Linked DNA regions of Homo sapiens: regions 2, 3, 4 and 5 are each linked to region 1. A link is a loop called in an ENCODE intact Hi-C map of the cell type or tissue named here. Cell type or tissue: CD4-positive, alpha-beta T cell. All regions are shown on one strand. Region 1 holds the start of CCDC80 (coiled-coil domain containing 80). Region 2 overlaps NEPRO-AS1 (NEPRO antisense RNA 1). Region 3 has its middle 3.8 kb from the start of CD200R1. Region 4 overlaps NEPRO-AS1 (NEPRO antisense RNA 1). Region 5 holds the start of MIR9900 (microRNA 9900).

Region 1 (5,000 bases):
GAGCTGTCCTTCTAAGTCTTTGTATCTCCATTTGTCTGCAGTTTCTCCTCGGTCTCGTGTGTCTGTGTGTGCCAGTCCCTTGTGCTGACACAGGACGTCCCTTAAAGTCCAGTCCTGGCGATTTCTGAATCTCACTCTTTCCCTCTTTAAAGTTCCAGGATCCTTCTTATCTCCCTTTCCCCCATAGTCTGGCTTAGTCTCTTTGTTTCCGGGCGTAAAAGCACTGGGATTAATATGTTTTCCAGGCTGAGGGAAAACACAGGAATGTGATGTCGAAAAGGGACTTTTTTTTTCTTTCACTGTGCTTCTCTCCTCCCTTTATTTCTCCCTACCTTTTTCCTCCTCTTTTTCTTCTTCTTTTTCTTCTTTCTCTTGCCTGGATTCAGTCCCAGAAATGTTAGGACTACCTCAGTTTTGCTCCAAACCAAACTCAAACAACAGCAGCCACTGGAAATCAAGGAAACTTCACTAAGAATTTAACAGATCAGCAAAACACCGCCTCCTTCCCATTTTAGCACGTTCAGAGTGGACTCAGTGAGGAGTGAGAAGGCTGTTCTTTGGGGTGGGGTAAAGTTTTTAAACTCCACACATCATCATAAATCACTTTAGAAGAGGATGACTGGTGCCTTAACCCCTTCCAAACCAAGTCATCGGGGTAACTTCTCTTCCAGTCTGTTCTTACACTGTACTTTGGAAGGAGAAAATTCTCAGATTTCTGCATCAGGCTACATTCTTTTCTTAGAGACAGATACTCATTTGGGTCAGGGTGCTTGGCTGTGCTGACACAGACAGTATATATGTATTTATAGTCCCATGTGTATATTCTTATATCTTTCTCCCTGCTTTGTGCTTTTAGTTTGAGGTTGGAAAAGCCCATGGAAAACATGACTAGGTTGTTTTTATTTTATGCTAATTGGGGATCATATTACTGTGTTCTTGGTCCTAGTTTCTCCTCGGCATGGAAGGAAGCTGGTAAAAGGTTAGAAATGCAGGCAATGGCTGCAAGTCGAGATTGCAGTTGACTGTTACATCAGGGAACAGGCATTATGATCTCTAGCTTCAAAGCTCTGGCTGCAGATGGTAGACTAAGGGCTCCCTTGGAGGTCCCGAGTGTGTGTGTTTGTGTGTGTGTGTGTAGTGCAATATTTTCCTCTGCAGAGACTTTAGATGTCTGAAGGGCTTTAGGCAATCCATAGAAGTAGACTTATCAGGTTCTGAAAGAGAGAGTGAGGCAGCTTTGGGATTCCACCTCCTGAGTCTGCCATAAGGATTCAATGGAGAAGGAAGGGGTCTCAGGTTACGTGGATATTTCTTCCGGCCATGCTGGGCGAGCTGACTCTCCATGTCACTATTAACTGCCACCAACAGTGACAAGCCAGGGTTCTCAGAAACCTCCTTGCCAGCTCAGTCATGCTAATAGCGTCCCTCACTGGATCAAACTTCATCCCTAGTTGTTATGCCTTGATCAGCCCCATCTTGCCCTGGTCACATTTGACTTTTTTCACATAAGCTACGAGCATGGAACTGAGAAAGTCCTGTATAGAGGTTAACTATAGAGTTGCCCGGCCACACCTTGAAGTCCCAGGGGTACCAAGAAGGATGGCCAGCCCTGCTGTGGCATTCTCTCAGACACTTGTAAGGATAATAACAAAAGTGGGCTTCAGGCAGAGACCCTCTGTCCACTGGAGTCATAGATTGCAGCCTTCGTGGTATTCACCTGTTGGGTTGATCAACCTAGCCTTGTGCTAAGTTGGAGGGTCCTAGATGTTACTTCCTTTCTCATAATTTTCTAAGGCGTCCTACACTATCCTTACTGAGCTTTCTCCCTTCTGGCTTTTCATTTCCTCTTCTCTTCTCTCTGCTTATAACAACTACCATTTATTGAGCATTTACATGTGAAGCTTTGGGCTTAGTATTTTTGTGAATTCTTTTATTTAACCCTCACAGTATCCTTAGAAAGTAAACAGAATGATCCTCATTTTATAGATGAGCAAACTGAGGCTTGGTGAGTTTAAATAAATTGCCTATTGTCCCACAAAAGGTAAGCAGTAGCTCTGAAATTTGAACCCAGGTTTAGAACAGCCTACAAAGCGTGATGCTATCCTGCCTCTCTCTTTAATTTTCTACTCATACCTTCAGTTTTTTCCCTTCCTTCAATTCCTTTTTGCATTTCCCACATTCGTAGAAGAGTTTCATTTATTTGTTCAACCAGAGTACTTACACTTTTAGAGTCCTACTGTCTGGGATAATTGTGTAACTGTACTTTTTGCTTTTCTCAATAGGTCCTTAAAGCCCTTTATTATTTTTCTTGAATAAGTCATGACTTACACAAACCTCTCCATGATGTGCACAACATTTGTCACCTGTGCGCTGGTAAAGCTGAAATACAGCCACTTTAGCAACCCCGAATTGACCATGAGGAGCCACCCCAACCCTGGGTTGTGCCTGTCTTCCTAGGACCTCAGGCTTTCTTCCCTCTGTGAGCTTCAGTCACCAGATGGCGCACTAAACACACACACCAGAGAGGACCTAACACTCCACCGCCGCCGTTAGTCCCCACCCCACACCCAACTCCTTCCCCCAGTCTCTTCTCACACACAGATACATACACACACACTGGCAAAGTGGGGCTTCTCATGCTTGTTTTCATCTCAATGCCTAAACGCTTACCTGGGGCTTCAGAAAATCCTCCTGAAGAAGTATTGGAGGCACGTACCTAATAAGAGCAATGATAAATTCTCATTCATTCATTTCCGGGGAGATCTATAATGATTAATGGCTTGTAATAATTCTCAATTTCAAGTCCGTTATTTAAGAGCTCCATATTTTGTAAGTCCTCCATTTAGATCTTTCTATTTTTCTGCAACTGAAGAAACAATTAACCAATTAGTGCTAGGGGTTGGGGGAGGGTGGTGGGGGTTGGTGATATCTGAAAGGAAGACATTGATGTTGAGTCAGAAAAAGGTGAAAGGAAGAAAATGTTAAAGTAGACTTTAGAAATGCTAATTTGGGAATTAATTGATAGGAAACTACCTGACATTTGTTTTGTAGTAATTTGTGGGGAGGAAAGGAAAGAATGTACAAACTAGAACTGCTTTAGAGAAACTAGGGTGGGGATAGTTATTTGATGAAAGCTGGAGTGAATGTAAGAAGGCATCCAAAAAGGAGTGTGCTAACTGGTCAGACCCACACTAATCCAAGACTTCAGCAACCTGGGACCAAGGCTCAGGGTAACACGCTGTGACAGGCACGCTAGAGAAACCAGGGTTTCTGTCACATGCCGTTGGTTCTCTTGCACAAAGTAACACTCAGAGATGTTACTGAACTGAATTCTATTGCTAAAATAAAAAAGCATTTGCTTAAGAAGAAACAAGAATAAAAAGAAAAGGAGGGGATAACAGCATGCTGTTCAGTGTGGTTTTGGAGGGAAACCACCTCTCCTGCTCTGTGATCATCAGTATCCCCAGCAAGAAAATTAGCTGAGCCATTTTATCACACCTTTGTGGCAGAAGCACAGACAATACTCACACTGAGGAGGCTATGTGTTTTTCCTTCCCATTTGCAGAACTCAATCAAATGTTCAGTCTTAGGCTGCATTTGTGTCCTTCAGAATGAAAAAAGAATTCTTCTCTTTCTCAGTATTTTCAGTGTAGGACAGACTAAATAAATAAGTTGCCAGGTCAGAGAGAAAGCCAAAGATGACTATTAATGCAGGGTGCTGCTGCAGCCCAGGTGATACCAGTGAGCTGGGGGTTTCCCAGGTGCCAGTGGGACCTTGACCCCAGCCAGTGTCCAGGCTCTTGACACTGTCAAAAGAATGAATTCAAGGATATTCTAATCTGCCACGTCAAGAGTCTCCTCAATTGTGTTGACCATGCCTTTTATGGGAGCTGCCAGGGACCTCAAGCCCCTTCAGTCTCAGTTATGGCCATTACGGCACTGGGTGGCCTCCTCTCCCTTCAGAGCTGAGAGCAATTCCTTTTCCAATGGCCCTCCTGCTTGCAGTGAGGACAGGGTCTGGGTGGGCTCCCTTGGCTGGGACAGTCCTTTCTCCAGTGTCCTGACTTCTCACACTTGGAGCAGCAACCGTTGCCTGCAGGTTTGCTGTTGAGCCTGTTTGGTCTGCGGTGAAGCGTCTTCCTGGGTGACCCTGAGGTTGCAGGGCACTGTTTACAGTGACTGCTAATCATTTGGGCTGGCTGTCTATCCCATTTTTTGCCATTCTGGGTCATTTCAGCCATTTTAGCTCTGTCCCTATTATTGAATACCCCAAAAGCCACACCAAACATTTCATTAATAGGTGTGTAGAGTTCCAAAGCCAATTTCTGTAATGTTCTTCTTATGTCAGGTGCTGACTGGCTAATAAAGTGTGTCTGTAGAAAAATTTGGCCAGCGTCAGTACTGAGATCAATGTTAGTATATGTTCTTAGGTCCTCCACAAAGGTGCCCCTGAAACAAAGCTGAGTTTTCATCCTTTTCTTATTTATCTTATTTTATTACAGTTCGCGGGCTTAGTGGTATATTGTTTCATTCCCTCCACCAAACAAGTCACCATATGATTTTTCTTAGATCAACCTGGTCCTGTTGATAGTTCCAGTAAGGGTCATTGCTAGTCACGGATGTGGCCCCCACAGTGTATCGTTCAGGATCCCCAGCAGACAAGCTGTAAGCATAAGCCTGGGTGCTTTTTCTTTACTCTTTTTTTTTGAGACAGAGCCTCGCTCTGTCCCCCAGGCTGGAGTGCAGTGGTATGATCTCGGCTCACTGCAACCTCTGCTCCCGGGTTCACACCATTCTCCTGCCTCAGCCTCCCGAGTAGCTGGGACTACAGGCGCCCGCCACCACACCCAGCTAATTTTTTTTTGTATTTTTAGTAGAGACGGGGTTTCACCATGTTAGCCAGGATGGTCTCGATCTACTGACCTCGTGATCTGCCCACCTCCACCTCCCAAAGTGCTGGGATTACAGGCATGAGCCACCACGCCTGGCCCTCTTGATCC
Region 2 (5,000 bases), 410 kb after region 1:
AACTCTCCTAACTTTCTGTCTTATCCCCAATGGTCTCCTCTTAAAGTTAGATTGTACTCCTTGAAGGCAAAGACTTCTTCCTCTTTCTACTTCTGCAGCTCCTCATACAGTGACTTGCACATACTCATACTAAGTATTGAGTAAGAATTTGTTACATTGAAGAGAAAAATCAGAGATTGTCTTGAAAACACTGAGTTAATATCCAGACAAAAGTGTGGGTAAATTCAGAAAGAGAATGGATTTTGACAGCAGCAGAGTCAAACTTTAGAAAGATGAACTCATCTGGGCTGGGAAATAATGAAGATGCACCATCAGACACCCATGGTGGTTCAAGGGCAAGGTGAAACCATAATAACAAAGATGGCAAAGACCATTTTGGAGTAACAGAAATGGGATTGGGTGCCTAATTGGAAATGGGGCAAGGGGAAGAGAGGAGTGAGGAATGAATAATATCATTCCAATCCTGAGTGGGTGCTGGGGTCATCAAAATATAAAGGCTTGGGGGAGAAAGAAAGAAAGTCAGCATTTGAGAAGCCAGTGAGCTACCTCAAGGAAAATATCACAGAAATAATTGGAAATGTGAGAGTGAGGCTCAGAGAAGCCGAAGGACCTGGAGACAGGGTTTGGGAGCCAGTCATCTAGCTGAGGCCAAGGATCATTAGGGGATGACTGAGGGGTAGGGTCTGTGAAAAGAGAAGGGAAGACGGACTGGTGGGGAAGGGAGTAGCTGAGGAACAGTGCTACAAAAGCCAGGAGGGAACGAGGTTTCAATAACGTGAACATTTCAAGAATTGAAAGGATGCAGAAGTTGGTGAGTATGAGGGCTGGAGATGTGCCAGTAGACTTGTGGATTGGATATCTGCTGACTTTTGGGAGATGAGACTCAGTGGGGAGCAGGGGCTAAAAGCTGTTAGATCAGGCTTGAAGGAGCGGTGAGAATGTAACAGCTGAGAGTGAAGAAACCAATTTCCTCAACAAGTATGTTAGTAAAAGGAAGGTGATAGGTACCCGAATATCTTGAGGGAATTGCAGAGTTTAAAAAAGTTTTGTTTGTTTTCAGGTTGTGCAAGACTGAACCTTGCTTGTTGAAGGAGGGTAAGGAACTGGAAAGTAGATTTTGAAGCACTAAGAGAGAAAACTGAATAAGCAAAGTCTTGCAGGTGTGCTGGGATTGGCCTCCCTGAGGAAGGGCTGCCTTTGGAAGGAATAAGGGTATCTACCCCTGAGAGAGAAGGAAAGAACAGGTTAGGAGTGAGGAATCACATAACTAAGGCAATGAAGAGAGTGAAAGGACCCACCTCTAGACATTTTCACTCTACTGGAGCAAGAGGGTAGATGGTGAGCCAAGGCCATGGGGTTTGTGAAGCTGGAGTTCCACACACATGATAAATGTCTCAGGGAATTGACAAGATATTTAAAGGATTGAAAAGCAGCAGTGAGGTCCCAGGATTCCTTTCAGATGGAGGTATCTTTTTCTAGAAAATTCCTTTGCATCCTTCAACACTCAGCTCAAATGTTCCCTTCTCCGGCTCACCCAGGTGGAAACAAAACTCATGGGAGTCATCCTGTCTCCCTGCAACTCCACAACCGTTCTAAAAATATTTACCTTGTTGTATTTGACATTTTATGTTCTCTCATTTGTCTCTCTCACTAGTTCTTGAGTTTCTAATTGGATAAAGATCATAATTTATCTCTAAATTCCCAGTGTCTGGGAACATGGCTAACACATATTAAGTGCTCAAAGGGTAAAGCGCAAGTGAATGAATGGAGAGATGAACACAAGAATGAATAATATTTTCCCCACTGGTGGAAGCTGACTTTTGCTTATAGCATCATTCATTAATGAGAGGAGGGAGAGTCCCAAGGAAGTCTGGTCCTCTTTTCTGGCTGCACAAGATGAGTGAAAAACTGCACATATGGCTACATGTGAAGTCAAAGCAAATGAGAACAATCATAGCCATGAAATGAATTTGAAATGCAAATAGGTTTCTCAAAACCCATATGCAGTTCTGAATAGCAGAAAAAAAGAGTGGGAGGATGGGGAACTGAGAGAAGAAAGGGACCAAGCCCAAGAGATAATTTTCAGTTGGGAACGGAATGACTTCCTAAATCGTAGAGTGTGTGGTCCAGAAAGCAGAGAGCCACAGATGCAGTTACTGTAAAAAGCCCCTCGTGACTTTTTTTTGGAAAAAAGAAAGTCTGTTTTGAATCTGGCTATCTCTCTAGCATAGCTTTGCCTTAAAAAGCCATGGCTCCATGAAATGCTGTTTCAGGTGGAAATCAGTTTAATGTGAATATGTGATACTTTGCAATACTGGTGAGTCTATTTACTGAACCCCTACTGTGTATTCTGCGTGTCTGTCTTTATTTTTCACAACCTTCCTGCTAGATGGGTGTGATTATCCCTGTTTTACATATGAAGAAACTGAGACAAGGAACAGATAGGGAAGGAACCTAGGATTGGACTGGTACACAAGGCCTAGATTAAAGACCAAGTCTTTCTAACTGGAAAACCCATATCTGTCCACTCTATTACACGATACTCCATCAAGTGTAATTAGAAACAGGCGCCATGGGGATGCATAGAATCAAGGACAGCTTTATGGGCACACTACCTGTGAAGGCATATGGACCCCATGTGTAGGAGGGTCTGGTGCTTGGTTTAATGTTCTGCTGCTACCGTCTTGAAATTCTCATTTTGCACAGGCATTTTCATCTTGCACTGGGCCCCACAAACGATGGAGACAGTACTGCATAGAATCAGAATGTTGGAGCTGGAAGGACTTTGAGAGGTCATCCGTTCCACCCCCACCCATCTTGCAGATGAAGAAACTGAAGCTAGGACAGTAGCACTGGCCATCTTCAGTCACAAGCTCATTCACGTCAGAGCAACAGTATAACCCAGGCCCCACAGAGTGTTTCCCCTTTGCTGCAGGAGCTTATCTCCAGCCAAAATATCACTTGTGGCTGAGCTGGGTCAAGTCATTTCACTCCTGGGCAAATGGCCCTGGACTTTTCATGAAACCAAAGGCACATAAACCTGAATGTGATTCCAGCAAAACCGCAATGTCTACTCTGTGGTAAAGGAAACCTTTAGCTGGGTGTCTCACCAAACACCTCTCTCTCCTGCCCAAACCTCACCAACATGCATTTCCTATGCTGGGTGTGCCAGCTCAGCCAGGATAAGGGGGTGGTCATTGCCAGGGCAGTGAGAGAGAGGTCAGGCTTAAGGCCAGGGCTCAGCTCCCACCAAACCTGGCCCACAGAGGGACGAGCATTTGGCCCAAGGCATAGATATTCCACATCTACTAAATCGATACCACATTAATCCCCTTCAGAAGGGCCTCTTAGAGCTATCCTCAGGTCATTAAGACAAATAACCAAGCATTTGTAAGAGTTTGTACTCATCTCTTCCATGCCCACATATTTGGACGCTCCAAAAGAGGACGTAATACTCTGTCAGCCTACAAAACATGGATTTGCAGCCAGGCGTGGTGGCTCACACCTGTAATTCCAGCACTTTAGGAGGCTGAGGCAGGTGGATCACTTGAGGTCAGGAGTTCAAGACCAGCTTGGCCAATATGGTGAAACCCCATCTCTACTGAAATACAAAAATTCACTGGGCGTAGTGGGGCGCACCTGTAATCCCAGCTACTTGGGAGGCTGAGGCAGGAGAATCACTTGAACCTTGGAGGCAGAGGTTGCAGTGAACCGAGATCACACCACTGCATTCCAGCCTGGGGGACAGAGCTAGACTCCATCTGAAATGAAAAAAAATAAAAAAGAAGACATGGATTTGCCTCAGACACACAGGAGTTGGTGGCTCTGCTTAGTGGAGAGCCAGGGCTGAGATGCATTGGGTTGTTTTGAAACCACATGTGTCTGCCCCAGCCCAAAGGACAGAAGTGTGGCACATACAGATGACCAAGGAAACTTGACTGTGTCTTAAAAGAGCCTCTTTTGGCCAGACGTGGTGGCTCATGCCTGTAATCCCAGCACTTTGGGAGGCTGAGGCAGGCAGATCATGAGGTCAGAAGTTCAAGACCAGCCTGGCCAATATGGTGAAACTCCGTCTGTACTAAAAATACAAAAATTAGCAAGGCATGGTGGTGCACACCTGTAGTCCCAGCTAATCAGGAGGCTGAGGCAGAAGAATCACTTGAACCCGGGAGGCAGAGGTTGCAGTGAGCCAAGATCATGCCACTACACTCCAGCCTGGGCAACAGAGTGAGACTCCATCTAAAAAAAAAAAAAAAAAAAAAAAAAGCCTCTCTTGGTTTCCTGGAATTGTGGTAAGGTTTTGCCTGTAGGAACAGTAAGAACAATTTTCGTTTTCAGGTTAGTGAGATAGGACGGACACGCATAAGCCCCACCTAACATGGAAGCAAGATGAGAGCAGGGAATTTGACTTCTTTTGTTCACTGATGCATCTCGGGTACCTGAAAAAGGCCTAGCAGATAGCAGGTGCTCAATAATTACTTGATATGCGAATGAATGCTACTGTGATCTTGAAGGATCCTTAAGCCATCCATATAAAAATGAATAGTATAGGGTCATAGATTTTTTTCATTTATCAATAATATGACAACCAAGGAGGGGTACTCGGAAACTCTGAGGAGGTAGAATGGGTCCACAGTGTCTTGTGTGTGCTTAATCCAAATGACAACAAGCAAGGGGGGGAATATTAGAAGTTACTATTTCATTTATTGGATTATTCCCCCATGGCTCTATGGATTTTGACTCATTCTAGAAACTCTACCAGACAATGGGGGTGAGTATTGCCCAGCCTTCACCTCCCTTCCCTTCTTGGGATATTTTTTCTCTATTCTACACAGTCTTGATGGGACTGGAAATTGAAATGCTAATACAGCCAGGAGGTGGGCCTAGGAGTCAAGAGCAACCAATTATACCCTTTTCTCAGGTCTTTCCATTTTAAGTAGACCAAAGCAAGGATGCAAAAGAAAAATGAATGGAGGATTTTTTTCCAGCAGCGATGACCA
Region 3 (5,000 bases), 340 kb after region 1:
TCTCTTCTGTCTAATGTTTCACCAGGTGTCGGAAAATTAGTGAGAATACATCATTTAAAATACAGATAATATTCTGGTTTTCCACTACATAGAAGTGAAAGTTGGCCGGGAGTAGTGGCTCATGTCTGTAATCTTAGGACACTGGGAGGCCGAGGCGGGCAGATTGCCTGAGCTCAGGAGTTCGAGACCAGCCTGGGCAACATGACAAAACTCCAAACTCCATCTCTACTTAAAAAAAAAAAAAAAAATTAGCCAGGTGTGATGGCACTCATCTGTAGTCCCAGCTACTTGGGAGGCTGAGGCATGAGAATCGCTTGAACCCAGGAGGCAGAGGTTGCAGTGAGCAGAGAGAAGTTAAAGTTAAAATTCACACTCGCTTAGGATACAGATAGACATAGGGTTAAGTCTCTGTTGTGCAATTACTAGTCCAGTGATACTGGGAAAGTTTCTTACTCAAGTCTGTATCTGTTTATATTATATTGACATTAGCTTTTTCTCATGTCATCAAAAATTCTTGGAGATCATTTATTTTAATATCTGCTCAATGACATAGCCAAAACTAAACCACAGAAGGGCTAAATGGCCTGTGGCCTCAAAACAACTTATTGGCACGGCTGGGAATAAAATGTGTTATATTTCGTAGCCCTGTGTTCTTTTCACTCAACTCCTCTACTTTGAAATTTCAGGCAACAACTTTCATAGACACACTCCAATGCACTCACCTGAGGTCAGACCACAATCTGCAATCAGCAGTTTAAGAATCAAGTGATGGGTATCAAAAACCATAAAATTCACTAAATAGATTTGGCAGGATGACAGTTTCTCTCCCTGGTCCCTCATCCTCTCCACCCCCAAATCACATGCCTGTAACCTCTCAACTCCCACCTTCTACCTTTTATGGACCATGAATGTTTAAAACAATAAAGGGACTAAAAGTTTGTTAACATAATCATCCACTAAAGACATGCCATGAAAGTCAGTATAATAAGAGAAAGATGTGTCTGGTAAATACACCTCTCTAAAAAATCTAAAGGCCCCAAATTCTCCCTGGTTGCGGCCCTTGGGCACAGGACCCAGGAAGCAAAGCAAAAGAGTGAAAAAGGATCAAGAAACAGGTGTCATTCAAACCAGAAACCCAAACCTTTTACTCTACCAGTTTTCCAATTCTCCTTCAATAATACCAGTTAAGAATCATAGCATAAGAGAAACAAACAGGACAATGTAATGCCAGTTAATGTTGTAGCCAAAACAAAAAGACAGAGAAACTTTAGTAAATTAGAACTACTTTAGGCCATAATGCCCCCAAACCAGCATGGCTGGTTTACTCAATTTATCAATTGCAATAAACTGAAAATTGATGTAATAACTATAAATGTTGTTGAAGTAAACTTCTTCCAATCAGGTGTATATCTTTCTCTCCAATGTCAGATTCAGACTTAGCCACACTGAAACCATTTAAGATGAAGTGTTGCAGCCTTCCTCTTGGGATTCCTCCCCATTATGTAGAAGATTTGCATGGCTCTTGAATACTTACTGCAAAGATTCTATGGACTTTTATTCCTGACTTCTCGTTCCCGGGACCCTTTGCTCCCCAGTACCATTGCCGACTCATTCACCTCTTATATTTGAGTCTTGACTGCCGAGAACTTCAGCACCTGCCTGCCCTTCCTACCATAGCTGAATTTTCTGGATGTGCATTCTTGCAAAATGGGCCAATAACTACTTGCCTTGTCACTGTTACTTTTGGTGAACTCTCTGGCTTAGATATCTGGCCTGACTTACCCTTCTATACACTTGCATGTGTGCACACACAAACATAACACACACACACACGCTCACACAAATATGCTAGCGAAACACTTAGTCCTAATTCCCTCAATCTACTCTGTCCTACTGCTAGCCAAGTGGTAACATGCCAATTTCACAGAGGTAAAAAGAACAATACCGAATAGTCTAAAGAATTTCAAGGGACTCAAACTCTACAGCACTCCACTCTTGTCTTTACTTCCTCTCTGCTCCCTTGTACAATAACTACAGATCTGAATCTAATGAATTACCACAGAAATGCTATAATTCAACATACAGTTGCATAAAAAGACTGCTTTCCTGGGCATATTCCATTTTCTATTTTCCAATTTACCTCTCTGTAACCTTCATTGACCCATGCTCTCAAGACTCATCTGAAATCCTGTATCTTCCTCCATGGACAATCATTAAATAGACTAAACAGTAACTTAAAAGAGCCTCAAAAAATGCATACTTCTATTTTTATACCTACTATTATATTGATTTTTCTTGAAAATTTTTACTCCTAATATATGGTTGATCTACGTCAATGTATAAAAAGTCTTCTTAAAAAGTTAGAAAAAATATATCATATTGGAATTAATGATTATTTTTTATTATAATTTTACAGATTATACAAAAAGGAAAATTGAGAAATAGATGTTTGAAAATCAAATGTGTGCAGTATCAAAATAAGCAAAATCAGAGTAGAGAAATTAGTAATCACATTTTATATTTAGCTAAATATCAACTGTAAATCTCACTGGTCAGATCCATAGCAAGTATTTGTCAAGCCCTAAGCTTAACACCCTGATCTTGTTCTAAGCAGTTTATAAATATTACCTAATTTAATTATCTCAACAATCCTATATAGTAAATACCACTTACCATTGAGGAAACTCAAAGCAGAGAGGTTATGTAAATTGTCAAAAGCCACACAGCTGATAAGTGATAGAAACAGGATTCAAGCCCAAGAAATCTCACTCCAAAGTCTACTTCTTAAACTATGTGGCTAATTAGTCTCTGCTTTACTATCTACTTTTTTGAAGGTGGTAACTCTGTTTTGTCTCCAATACATCTCCCAGGTTCCTAACCCCTACTGACTCTATTTATGTACTAATTCACTCTTTCTTCCTTACCTGCTCAAAATTGGTCTGTTTTGTTTAAATAAATAAGCAAACCCTGTGCTGTTTCTAATCATCTATTTGCATTAAGATTACTCTCTGCTGCCCCCTGGAGATAATTTGGTGAAATCAATGCTAAGATTTTTGTAAATTTATCTAGCAAATTCAAAAATAGCTTCACATTAAGATTTTGATCACAAAGTATGCTAACATGCCTAAATGTTATACATTTAATTTACATCTTTTGGAAACTGCTGCAACATAACAAATGACTACCTGATGGATAGTACAGATATTATACCTTGAAGAAATGTTGCTGAAAAAAACAAAAATGAATCTTTTGAGTTGCCAGGATGGTTTAATAAAACAACAGTGCTGCCAGGCATGGTGGCTCATGCCTGTAATCCCAACATTTTGGGAAGCTGAGGCAGGAGGATCACTTGAGCTCAGGAGTTTGAGACGAGCCTGGGCAACATAGTGAGAGCCCATCTCTATAAAATTTAAAAATTGTTTTAAAAGCAGCAGTGTAAAGAAATGGATAAATGGATGGATGGATGGATGGATGGATGGATGGATGGATGGATGGATAGAAGATAGATTCCCTATCTCATTGCATGAAAATTTGCAAAGATTGCCACCTTTGGGTACCCTGGAATGCAAACTCCAAGACGGAGTTTAATGTGAAGAATTGTTATTATATTAAGGAGTAACCTCAGATCATCACTTGGGGATAAGAAGGAACAGAAACTGATGTGGGTATAGGGAATCACACTATATGGTAGGCCCACACCAGAATCAGCTAGCCCTATGGGGAGCTATAGAGCTGAAACTGCCCCTTAGAGTTGTCCTCTGTTGTCCTGAAATGGGCAGATCTTTACACTTCTGCATCTATGAGTCATTTGTTATAGCCACGGGAAAGACCATGACCTTGGGTAAGGAAATCCATGAAGAGGCCAATCCCTGAACTGTGGAAAACACTGTCAACACTGGAGCAACAAAGTCCTTCAATGAAGGGGGTTGATGGTACCCCACAGTGTTTGTCTGCCAATTGAATAAATGTTGGAAAATAATCCACTCTAAATCTAGTCTCAAATGCAATGATATTCCACTCAGCCAATTGTCTTTCATTCCCAAGAAACCAAATTAATGGAAAATCTTGTCAAAAATATAACCTTGAAGTAGCTCTGCATTAAGATATTTTCTCCCTGAGGCAGTCAGGTAATTTTCATCTGTAAGTGTCAACTGAGAAATCCAGAAGATATGGAAATAAATTTTTTAAAGGAAAAGCCCAATCATATACCTTGGCTAAAAACTAACATCAAGGCAAAGCATGCTGAAGAGAGACAAGTATCATCTGATCTCCAGAACACCCTAATATTAAAGTCAAGAAGAGCAGAACATTTTAAAAAGAAATAGTCTAGACTGAGCCAAGTGGGTTTACCTTAAATGTCTCAGACAATATTAATTGATAAGCAAATTAGTTCTATATAACTTTCTAACAAAAGAATATGAATCATGAAAATTATGTCAGTCATAGAAGCTTATATTTGCCTGAAATTTTATTCAAATTTTATTGGGCCTTTCTCAAAGAAATGATAAATGTTCTGTTGATCCATCACAGTTTTATTTTATCAATGGCTTATTTTGTCCCCAAATTTGACCATCCTGTCTATCTTTTATAAGATAATGTAATGTTTTCAGTGAATAACTGAAAAATAGTTTAAGTTGGCTAAACTCTAATTAGTTACAGTTGGAGTTTAAGAATGTCACAATTTTTTATCTAATTTTGAGAGGAGCTGTTAAGGTTATGGCTCCTAAGTTGAACTTCTGGGTTCAAATTTCAGTTCAGCCTCTTAGTTTTGGGTTACTGTGTTGTTTTTTTTTCTGTTCTCAGATGCTATTTGATTTTTTCGAATCTGCTAACATTTTTGTAACTTTAGTTTTCCACCAAAACTTTTAGTCCTTTGTCTCCTGAAACATAAAAATAATATTTTAAAGTCTCTGTCTGATCATTCCAATATTTGAAGTAATGGTGGGTAAATCTCTATTGGTTCTTTCTGTGATGTTTGGTCTCCTCATGTGCCAGGTATT
Region 4 (5,000 bases), 390 kb after region 1:
ACATCTTCAGGAAAACCTAAGTTCTATTCTTTAGGCCTTTCAACTGATTGGATCAGGCTCACCCACATTACCCAGAATAATCCCCTTTACATAAAATCAACTGGCTGTAGACATTAATCACTTCTACAGAATACCTTCACAGCAACACCTAAGCTAATATTTGATTGAATAACTGGGTGCTACAGCCTAGCCAAGTTGACACATAAAGCTGACCATCACAGATGGAAAATGACTTGATCAAACATATATATAGGCTAAAGGGAAGAATTCAAAGTGTGAAAGAAGCTGGATATAAAAAAATAGGAGAGAATTGATGGAGAAAGACCCATTACTCATTCAACAAAGTTTCTGAGCGTCAGTTTTTTGCCAGACACCATCCTAGGAACCAGAAGAGACAAGCAGGGATGGAATCAAGTGCTGAAGTAAAGCAGTTGACTTAAATATCAAAACCTTTTATTATCTGAGCCAGGAAGAAAAATAAAGATAGTATAGATATAGATCTATTTCGGAAGGAGTGATGGACAGCTTCTGTGTTCTCAATGGAGGAGGATTTGAGATCATTACCAAGAGTGGAGGAGGGCAGGGAGATGGTGTTCTGGATGAGCAATGGATGTTGAAATCCGAGCTTCCTTGAATCAGGGCACATGGGAAAAGCACAGGCTATGTACATTAGAAGTAAGGTTTTAGGGCCCTACTGTAAACAAATCTCTAGACTGCAAAAAAAAAAAAAAAAAAAGGCTGTCACAGACAAAAATGACCATTAAATGTAAAACCTTGGCCATCTCATTAGTAATTCATGAAATACAAATTAAAATAATTTTTAGCTTCTATCAAATAGACAAAGAGTAAAAAGCATGGTGTCTGGTGTCACTAGGGCTTTGCACGAAAAATCTAGGTGCAAAGTTATCCTTTGTTGTAATCATAAAAAAGGAAAGTGACATTGTATCCTCACAATAATTCGATTACTTTCTAATATTTTGGCAGTGGAATTTTTTATTCCCCACAAAATCTTATATAGAAACCTACTATGTAAAACAAATATATAAAAGCAAGATTGCAGTGGTTAAGTATGTATGGGGGAATGCAAGGCCCTCCCATTAAGGCAATTTTGAGGGGCCATTTCCTGAGGTACTTGCCCAAGACATTTCCTAGAACAGTTTGAAACTTGCTGCTGTAAATAAATATGTATTAATGTGAGCAATTATTAATGATACATTAAGATTTTTTTAAGCAGTTCAGAAAACTGTATGTCATTCCTTGAAAAAAATACATAGCCACACATTGAGGAAGAGGTCTAGAAGGATCTAAATGAAGGTTATAACAATGGTCATTTTTCTGGCAGTAGGATAGATTTTTTTTTCTTCTATGAGCTTATTTTTTTATATTTTAAAAAAAGAAGTATTGCTGTTGTAATGAGAAAAAATTATGTATTATTTTTATTTATTTATTTAATTATTTTATTTATTTTACTTTTTTTGAGGTGGAGTCTCACTCTGTCGCCCAGGCTGGAGTGCAGTGACACTGTCTCGGCTCACTGCAACCTCCACTGGGAACAAGTGATTATCCTGCCTCCGCCTTCCAAGTAGTTGGGATTATAGGCACCCACCGTGGCCAGCTAATTTTTGTGTTTTTAGCAGAGACAGGGTTTCTCGATGTTGGCCAGTCTGGTCGCGAACTCCTGACCTCAGGTGATCCCCCAACCTCAGCCTCCCAAAGTGCTGGGATTACAGGCGTGAGCCACCTCGCCCGGCGAAAAAAATTATTTTTAATGCTAGAATGCTGTGTACCAAGATGTTTGTGTGTGTGCATGCACATGATATGATATGTGTATGCACAATATATTCAGAGATATATCTTTTGGCTTATTCACCTATGGCCTTTCAGCTCTAATCCCATGCTTCTATATTTGCTCTGTGATGCTGGAACTGGGACTCTGCAAACTACTTGGCTAGCTGGTAGATATACCAATATGGGCCACTAGAGGGAGGTTGAAGGCAAGAGCAGGAGAGAAGATTCTTCTCTGCTCCATTGTCCCTGGCAGTGTTGCCCAACACTGTCTTCACTCCAGGTAATGGCAGTTGGTTCCAGTCCCTGAATCTTTTTGACACACGCCCAGACCTACCCTCAGAGGTACTAGCAGCACCGGGATGGTGTTCTGTCCTCAGAGGTCTGGGTCCCAATTCCGTAAGTCCCTTCCTCTAAAAATCTAAATTCTGATAACCCCAAATTTCTTTGCCTGGTTTCTCCAGTTCCAGGGATTGTAACTGCTTTCAGCAGTTACCTCTGTGTTACTTCAGTGTTGTATCATCTTTTCATCTTAGTTCTTAAACATTCATTTAACTAATTCCTTATATTTACCTTAAATTCTTTCTGGTGGCCGGGCGCGGTGGCTCATACCTGTAATCCCAGCACTTTGGGAGGCTGAAGTGGGTGGATCACTTGAGGCCAGGAGTTCGAGACCAGCCTGACCCACATGGTGAAACCCCCTCTCTACTAAAAATGCAAAAAAATTAGCCAGGCGTGTTGGCGCATGCTTGTAATCCCAGCTACTTGGGAGGCTGAGGCAGGAGAATCCTTGAACCTGGGAGGCAGAGGTTGCAGTGAGCCGAGATTGCACCCTTGCACTCCAGCCTGGGCAACAAGAGTGAAACTCCATCTCGAAAAAGAAAATTCTTTCTGGTAAAATATATAACATGGTATTATTTTGTTTTACTAATGGACTTTGACTGATATGATATTTGGAACCAGAAGTGGTCCCAGGAAACGGCCCCTCTAAATGAAATTCTGTGGTTGGTTTGGCCATGTCCTTAGCTTTAAACACAGTAGTGATGGGGAAATTGGGTATTAGAAATCCTTGGTGTGCTGCAGCATCATACTTAGTCACCTGAAGCTGACTGTGAGGAAGTGCCCTCTGAAGCCCACTGACTCCACGACTGTTACAGTAGCAGTGATGCTTCTGAGTGCACTGGAAAGCCTACAGAAAGTGACACACTTAGGTATTTAACACAGCTCAAGTCACAGAGAATCAGGGAGCGTCTATGCTGGCCCTAAAATAATCAGTTATTTCTTATAGTTTCATAGCTGACCTTGACCCAAAATTCAGTTCTGTGGGTTGCAGAATTACAACCTAAACTGAATTCATAGACTCACAAATCTCATCTGTGAAAGTTAGAGCATTGATTGGCAGCAAGAAGGACTCTGAGCCTCGGAATTAGTTGAACTCAGGAAAAGCTGAGAATCTTGGAGCAGTCTGCCTTCCTGTGTCTGAGGAGACTTGTATGAAGACCCTATGATAACCTCAAGACCCACCAAACCACTTCTCATCACTTCTAGAGCTATAACTAAAATCAGATCTCAGTTAGCTCCAGGGGGACAAGTACAAAGTCTAATATGGAAAGAAATAGTTTAGATTTCAAAATAGTTGCAAAATGTTGCTAATTTTTAGTGACAGAAACTGAAGTAGTGTTGGATTTTAACGTTATTAGACCATAGAGGATGGAATATCAAGCACTGGACTAAACCAAATGTATCAATATGAGTCATCATATCAGTTTCTAGAGAGTCTTGCAGCGAGAAGTGTATCTAACAGTTTTCTTTGATGATTGAAAATTGAATCCAGCTATAACCTACATTCAACGAGGTTAAGATGCCAGAATTTCCCTGGATTAATGTAAAAGGAGGGATCCAAAGACTTAGGAAAATTGGAATGTTGGAATGGATATATAATCTGTGGTCTGCACATCCACCCCACCCCGACTGTGTCTTCTGAGAGAGCTCAGAGGTCACACCCTCCACTAAGGCCTTGAGAAATACATTAATGAGGTGCTATCAGTTTCTTTACAAAGTTCTGCAATGGCTGTCTTCTGTAGGTCAGAGTGATGATAGAAGATACCATCATTGAAATTGGCCCCTTGATTTCAATGGGATCCCAGAATGGTAAAGACCAATGAGCAATGATTAATTACAAGAGACAGTTGATGCATTTACTATAATGGACAATAGGAACAAAATGGTAACCAGATTGTTTTGACTAGCAAGGAACTTTAGTGGAGGCTAATTGATCACAGTGTCTGTAGGAATTAAATATATCGCAGCCTATGAAAATATTACTTCATCGATACAAAAGGAACCAGGAACTTGATTTGAGCACCAAACTGGAGAGACATGGCTTCTTACTTAGTTTCCAGATTTAGACAAGTTCAACAATATAGAGTCTCTTGATGGACAGGAAATTCAGGACAAGGATGTTCATCACTGTCATTTACAGTAACAAAAATGTGAACACATATAAATACTGTTGGGCTTCAAAGTGTGGGACCCTAGAAATTGAGAAAACCACAGAAGCAAGGTCATTCTCTCATATTCTCCCACCGTTCTGCAAGACAGCCAGCCATAAAAGAATTATCTGACCTACCTCCCCTGAAAGTAGGCCATAAGACATCACAACACAGGTGTCCTGCTCTGTATCTAGAGGAAATAAAGGAAGACATAAAGAAGAATCTGAACAAACAGGCCTTGCTAAGTTCTCCCCCACAATCCCTGTTTATTATCATTAGGTCATACTCTCCTTTGTCTAGTCATGTTTCTCCACAACTATCCACTTCTTTTATCGGACTTACCATAAAAATACAGTTTTCCCTCGGTTTTTGGGTCATCATTTTTGAAGGGTTCCATGTCATGTAAAATTTTGGTTAAATCTAAATTTTATATGTTTCCTTTGTTAATCCATCTTTTGTTCCGGGGTGTCAGTCATGAACCTTGCAATGGGTGAGGAAAAGATATTGCCTTTTCTCTCCTACAATATCCATGTTTCAGTTATCTGTTGCTGGCTAAAAATCAATAACTTAGTGACTTAAAATAACTATGTAAATGCTTACAGTACTGTGGGTCAGGAATGTGGGCAGGGCTCTGCAGGGGTGGCTTGTCCCTCCTCCACATGGTATTGGCTGGGTGGCTTGACTGGATCAGGAGACTCCCAGATGGCTTCCTTATAAGTCTGG
Region 5 (5,000 bases), 92 kb after region 1:
GGAAAGATCATTTCAAATGTTACATTTTATTGTCCTATAAACATTAAATAGTTCTGCATCAATTGGTAAATTTGTTTCTGTATTGCTGAGTGCCTATATGTGTCTATTCTTCAGATTCTCTTTGAATCAGTTTTAACATCTTACTGATTCCTTCATTAATTAATGTATTAAATAAAATATTTGATATGTATTCATTTTACATTCAGATGAGAGTGATTATTTTATTTTTTAAAAATTAAATTTTGACACCCTTGAAATTACCCAATAGCCAAGAATTATCTACCTGAATTATATACAGAAGTTGATACTCTCTAAAACAGTATTTCCCCAGGTACACTCTATCTAACCCAAATTCTGTGGGTGTTAATAAATATTCCCTGAAAGAAGGGTTTCATTTTTAAATAATTTGGGGAAATTTTTTATTCAAAGAACCTCTTGCAGCACTAGTATTTTATGTACAACATTTTAGAAAATTTTATTCTAGGCCAAGTGCAGTGGCTCACACCTGTAATCCCAGCACTCTGGGAGGCCAAGGCAGGCAGATCACCTGAGGTCAGGAGTTTGAGACCAGCCTGGCCAACACGGCAAAACCCTGTCTCTACTAAAAATACAAAATTTAGCTGGGAGTGGTGGCACATGCCTGTAGTCCCAGCTACTCAGGGATGCTGAAGCAGGAGCATCACTTGAACCCAAGAGGCAGAGGTTGCAGTGAGCCGAGATAGTGCCAATGCATTCCAGCCTGGGGAACAGAGTGAGGCTGCATGTCAAGAAAAGACAAGACAAGACAAGAAAAGAAAAGAAAATCTTATTCTAGATTCTTGGATCATTGTAAACTAATCACAAACCATTAGCCAAGACCCACATACAATTATTGTGCTCATGTCAAAAAAAATCATTCTATTTCTTTGCCTTAGTTTTCCCACCTTCAAAATGCTCTTGGCTGTCTGGCTGTCTGTAACTTAAGCCTGCTTGCAACCAGTAAGGTTTTAGGTGTATAGGTGTGTCTCAGAACCAAGAGTATCTCTGATTTTTGTTTGATTTGATTTTTCTAGATATTCAAGAGATTGAGATAGGATCTAGAATATCAAATTATTGATTTATAATGGATCATCAGTGGCCCAAAAGCTCATGTTCGTCTTTCAAGATTCCACCTTCCTGGTAATAGTGGGCCTGGTGGCTGGTAGTCAAATGACTCTTTGGTGACTGTGAATCAGAGTAAAGTGAGGTATGCACTCTCTCAGATCAAGTAATAATAACAAAGTATGATAATAATCACTAACACTCTTAGATGTTTACTATTTGCCAGGTCCTGGGCTGAACACGGTGCATAAACTCATTTAATATCTAAACTAGTGATATTTCCATCTTACTAAAGAAGAAGCTGAGCCTTCTAGCCAGTGAGTCACTTGTTGAAAGTCACATGGCACAGGTTGAGCTGTGATTGAGGCCCACACAGTAGTGAGCATTATAATACCCAGGCCTATAGTCCTTTGGCTGATTGGGGCCAGATGTAGTTCAGATTTCTGAATTTTTAAGATTTGAGAGAAGTAAACAGTTCATATACTGTACATTAAAACACCCCTAGTGGGTACTCTACCTTTTAACGTTCCTACTAGGAATATGGGCAGCCTCTCATGATTAAACACATTAATTAATATATCTGTCATAAAAGATAAAAATACTCACATTAAGATAATAAAGACTATGTCCTCATATTGCAGGTAAACGTTGTTGCCAAATAGGTCTCAAAAGAGTTTCCATTTTCAAAGTTTTTTGAGTTTTAGAACTTCACATAAAGGATTCCGGACCTGCACTGTTCACTAGGTTTAGTATCTCTCCCTTCCCGGGGTAGTGCCGACAATACTGCTGATTCTTACTCTTACTTTAGGTTTGATGAGCCAAGCTTCCAGCTCCAGGTTTTCTTGAGTCAGGGTAAAATACATTTGGCCTCTAGGGGGAGCTCCAGGCCTCCAGTTTCACTCCACTTCACCACTTCCCCAGACCCCAATCTACACCCTGGAAAGCAAAGCGCTCCAACCCCAAAGAGGAGCTGTACAACTGGACATGTCAAGAAGTACTTACATTGAGCCACCATACAAAGGCTGTGGTCTCTTTTTCCCAGCATTTTCTTCTCTGGGAGTGTGTCTTCCCTCTGCACACGTGGTACAGTAGATGACCAGGAGCTGCTCCTGGCCGTGGCTCATCCCTCCCTGAGAGAGCAATGGGATGGGCAACGTCTACAGAACAGTGTCCCACAGCGCTTAAGAATATGCAGGCCGGTCCTCCCTTTCCTTGGCAGGCTTTCCTACCGCCCTTCCTTGCCATCAGTGTGGTACAATAGAAAAGTTAGAAGGGCGGTGGCTCACGCCTATAATCCCAGCACTTTGGGAGGCTGGGGCGGGCGGATCACGAGGTCAAGAGATCGGGGCCATCCTGGCCAGCATGCTCAAACCCCATCTCTACTAAAAATACAAAAATTAGCTGTGCGTGGTGGCGGGCGCCTGTGGTCCCAGGTACTCAGGAGGCTGGGGCAGGAGAGTCTCTTGAACCTGGGAGGCGTAGGTTGCAGTGAGCCGAGATCAGGCCACTGCACTCCAGCCTGGCGACAGAACGAGACTCCGTCTTTAAAAAAAAAAAAAAAACGGAATTTTTTTTTTTTTAATGACCTTCCTTAAAGGCAGCAGAGGGAGGTCTCCGTGTCCCAAGCCTCTGCACAGGGTCCCTCATTGAAACTTGGAATAAAAGTTCACCGAAGCCAATGAACATTTTCTGGTTTTCTGCTAAATGTCTGTTTTCTCACATGAGAAAAGTCGCCGTAGAGAGACTGTTCCCTAGATTCCCGGAAAAACACCGTTCCATTCCCATTTAGAAACAACTTATAAATACAGTTGTCTATGTGTGGGCTTTGTTTTGGTTGCATTTCAAACCTGCTTTCTCTCATTTACACCTTCAATTAAGTGCTTTTATACTTTCTCAGGTTCCCAGTTACGGGAATTCTCTTGGTTGTGTCTAGAGCTGGCTCATTGCATTCATTATGTGTTATATTTCACCATTTTAGCTTTCAGAGATAACTGTGTACCCAGGGTTGGTATTCAAAACTCTGAGCAACTGAAAAGCCACAGGCACCAACCAATCAGAACAGATGCTAGCTATAAGCAACCAACGCAGCTGTGCCGTGCCATGCACACAGATGGAGCCTCAGCCTGGCTGATGTGATCTATGTAAGAATCTGGTCTATGATTCCATTCTAGCTTCTATTCCTACTTTGTACTTGGCCTACTTGTGAAATATGTCTTCATGTAACATTGAGGAAAGGCAGTAAAAAAAAATTTCTATTGCCATAAAAAACACATAATTAATGCTGCAGTGGCAAACAAAAACCAATGCTAGTGTAACCACCCAAGGGGTTCACCTTGCCCGGTGCCTAGACAGAGCCGATTCATCAAGACAGGGGAATTGCAATAGAGAAAGAGTAATTTATAGAGCCGGCTGTGCAGGAGACTGGAGTTTTATTATTATTCAAATCAAACTCCCTGAGCATTCAGGGAGCAGAGTTTTTAAGGATAACTTGGTTGGGTGGGGGGAAGCCAGTGAGCCAGGAGTGCTGGTTGACAGGGATGAAATCACAGGGAGTCGAAGCTGTCTCCTTGTGCTGAGTCAGTTCTTGGGTGGGTGCCACAAGATCAGATGAGCCGGTTTATTGATTTGGGTGGTGCCAGCTGATCCATCAAGTGCAGGGTCTGCAAAGTATCTCAAGCACTGATCTTAGGAGCAGTTTAGGGAGTCAGATTCTTATAGCCTCCAGCTGCATGACTCCTAAACCGTAATTTCTAACCTTCTGGCTAATATTGGTCTAGTCCCCAGGCAAGAAGGAGGTCTGCTTTGGGAAAGGGCTGTTACCATCTTTTTTTTTAAACTATAAACTAAATTTCTCTCAAAGTTAGTTCGTCCTACGCCCAGGAATGAAAAAGACAGCATGGAGGTTAGAAGCAAGATGGAGTCAGTTAAGTTAGATCTCTTTCGCTGTCTCAGTCATAATTTTGCAAAGGTAGTTTCAATCGTGCTGATTATTCTCACTGCCTACTTAAGTGTAGTATGAAAGGAACTATTCCTGGTAGAAGCTGATATCTCTATCTGAAAGGCAGGATGTGGCCTCTAAGAACCCGCTCTTACTTCTAAAAGGACAGGTCCTAAGAGACTGCATCAAGCCTTCAGCTCACAAAGAATTGCTGCTGGTACCATTCAAATTATTCATTCTAGAAAGCCCAAAAAAATATTTCTTAAACCTGCTAACTATAACCTTCCGTAATAGCAGCATAGACTACCAGAAGCCAAAAATATACATTTCATGTAAACAGCTTTGAGCTTTGTCAAGTGTTAAATACTGAACTGGTCATCGTACATGACTCAAAGTATCTAACTCAGGGGTGTTTTCTGCACACATTAGTCAATGCCATCTCCTGACAAAATATGACATGCCATTTGCGGCTCTACTAGGCATTCTAAATATCAGGAAAAAAGAAGAGAACTAAGGTATGAGATTGTTACACGCGGTTGTGAGTAACAGCAAGGGAAAAGCAATAGAACAGAGGTCTCTGGGCAGAAAGTTCCTACCAGAGAAATTCTGCTGGTTTGTTCTAATACCCAGGCACTGAGTTAGCTTCCAATGCAAAAGCACAAAATATTAGAAGGAATATTAATATAACCTCTCACTCTATAGAGGAGAAAGCAAAATCCTTCAACTACCTCTCAATTTTAGTTGAAGCATTTAGAGGAGTTTTCTGATGGATATACATAAAACCTGCTTTACACAAATTGGTTTTATGGTGTCCTTGGTTGGAGCATCTCTATTACATAAATCATGAAATGACTGCTTTTGGACAAAATTTCCCCTTTATATTTCTCTAGACTAGGGAACCTGATATAGAGTGTGAAGAACCTTTTTTCTTCTCCCATTCTCTTTTTTTGGGGGCTGATTTTTGGTTCATATTTGTAGGTTC

Evidence for each region. A loop is a pair of places that touch in the nucleus more often than their neighbours do. Peaks named below come from ENCODE experiments on the same cell type or tissue, not always from the same donor. Only the 100,000 strongest peaks of a DNase experiment are listed, where the experiment ranks them.
Region 2: a loop joins it to region 1, with 3 times the contacts of the local background. A loop is called at or near these places in 10 of 110 quality-filtered maps.
Region 3: it touches region 1 in a loop (6-fold over the local background); 99 of 110 quality-filtered maps call a loop at or near these places.
Region 4: it touches region 1 in a loop (4-fold over the local background); 13 of 110 quality-filtered maps call a loop at or near these places.
Region 5: it touches region 1 in a loop (2.1-fold over the local background); 32 of 110 quality-filtered maps call a loop at or near these places.

What each region holds. Positions count from the first base shown.
Region 1 is chr3:112,640,592-112,645,591 of GRCh38, forward strand. It overlaps CCDC80 (coiled-coil domain containing 80), which reads right to left and starts at 552. Exons shown (of 8, transcript NM_199511.3): 1 at 1-552. In CD4-positive, alpha-beta T cell, CTCF peaks have their summits at 2,486 (motif pointing right) and 2,694; a DNase peak (open chromatin) is centred at 2,510; H3K4me3 peaks cover 382 bases.
Region 2 is chr3:113,055,307-113,060,306 of GRCh38, forward strand. All of the region lies in intron 1 of NEPRO-AS1 (NEPRO antisense RNA 1), which reads left to right. It overlaps LOLI1 (lncRNA oncogene in liver cancer 1), which reads right to left. Exons shown (of 3, transcript NR_189285.1): 2 at 3,640-3,761. Among named protein-coding and RNA genes, the nearest start is that of RMP64, 38 kb to the left of the region's middle. In CD4-positive, alpha-beta T cell, no CTCF peak of the experiment used is centred here; no DNase peak of the experiment used is centred here.
Region 3 is chr3:112,976,429-112,981,428 of GRCh38, forward strand. No RefSeq gene overlaps it. Among named protein-coding and RNA genes, the nearest start is that of CD200R1, 3.8 kb to the left of the region's middle. In CD4-positive, alpha-beta T cell, CTCF peaks have their summits at 3,026 (motif pointing left) and 3,231; a DNase peak (open chromatin) is centred at 2,993; H3K4me3 peaks cover 2 bases; H3K27ac peaks cover 1,754 bases.
Region 4 is chr3:113,033,596-113,038,595 of GRCh38, forward strand. All of the region lies in intron 1 of NEPRO-AS1 (NEPRO antisense RNA 1), which reads left to right. Among named protein-coding and RNA genes, the nearest start is that of RMP64, 16 kb to the left of the region's middle. In CD4-positive, alpha-beta T cell, CTCF peaks have their summits at 1,966 (motif pointing right) and 2,167; a DNase peak (open chromatin) is centred at 1,976.
Region 5 is chr3:112,732,957-112,737,956 of GRCh38, forward strand. LINC02042 (long intergenic non-protein coding RNA 2042) reads right to left here. Exons shown (of 5, transcript NR_110017.1): 5 at 3,493-3,740. It overlaps MIR9900 (microRNA 9900), which reads left to right and starts at 4,133; the gene lies at 4,133-4,225. In CD4-positive, alpha-beta T cell, a CTCF peak has its summit at 1,997 (motif pointing right); DNase peaks (open chromatin) are centred at 1,955 and 4,155; H3K27ac peaks cover 1,401 bases.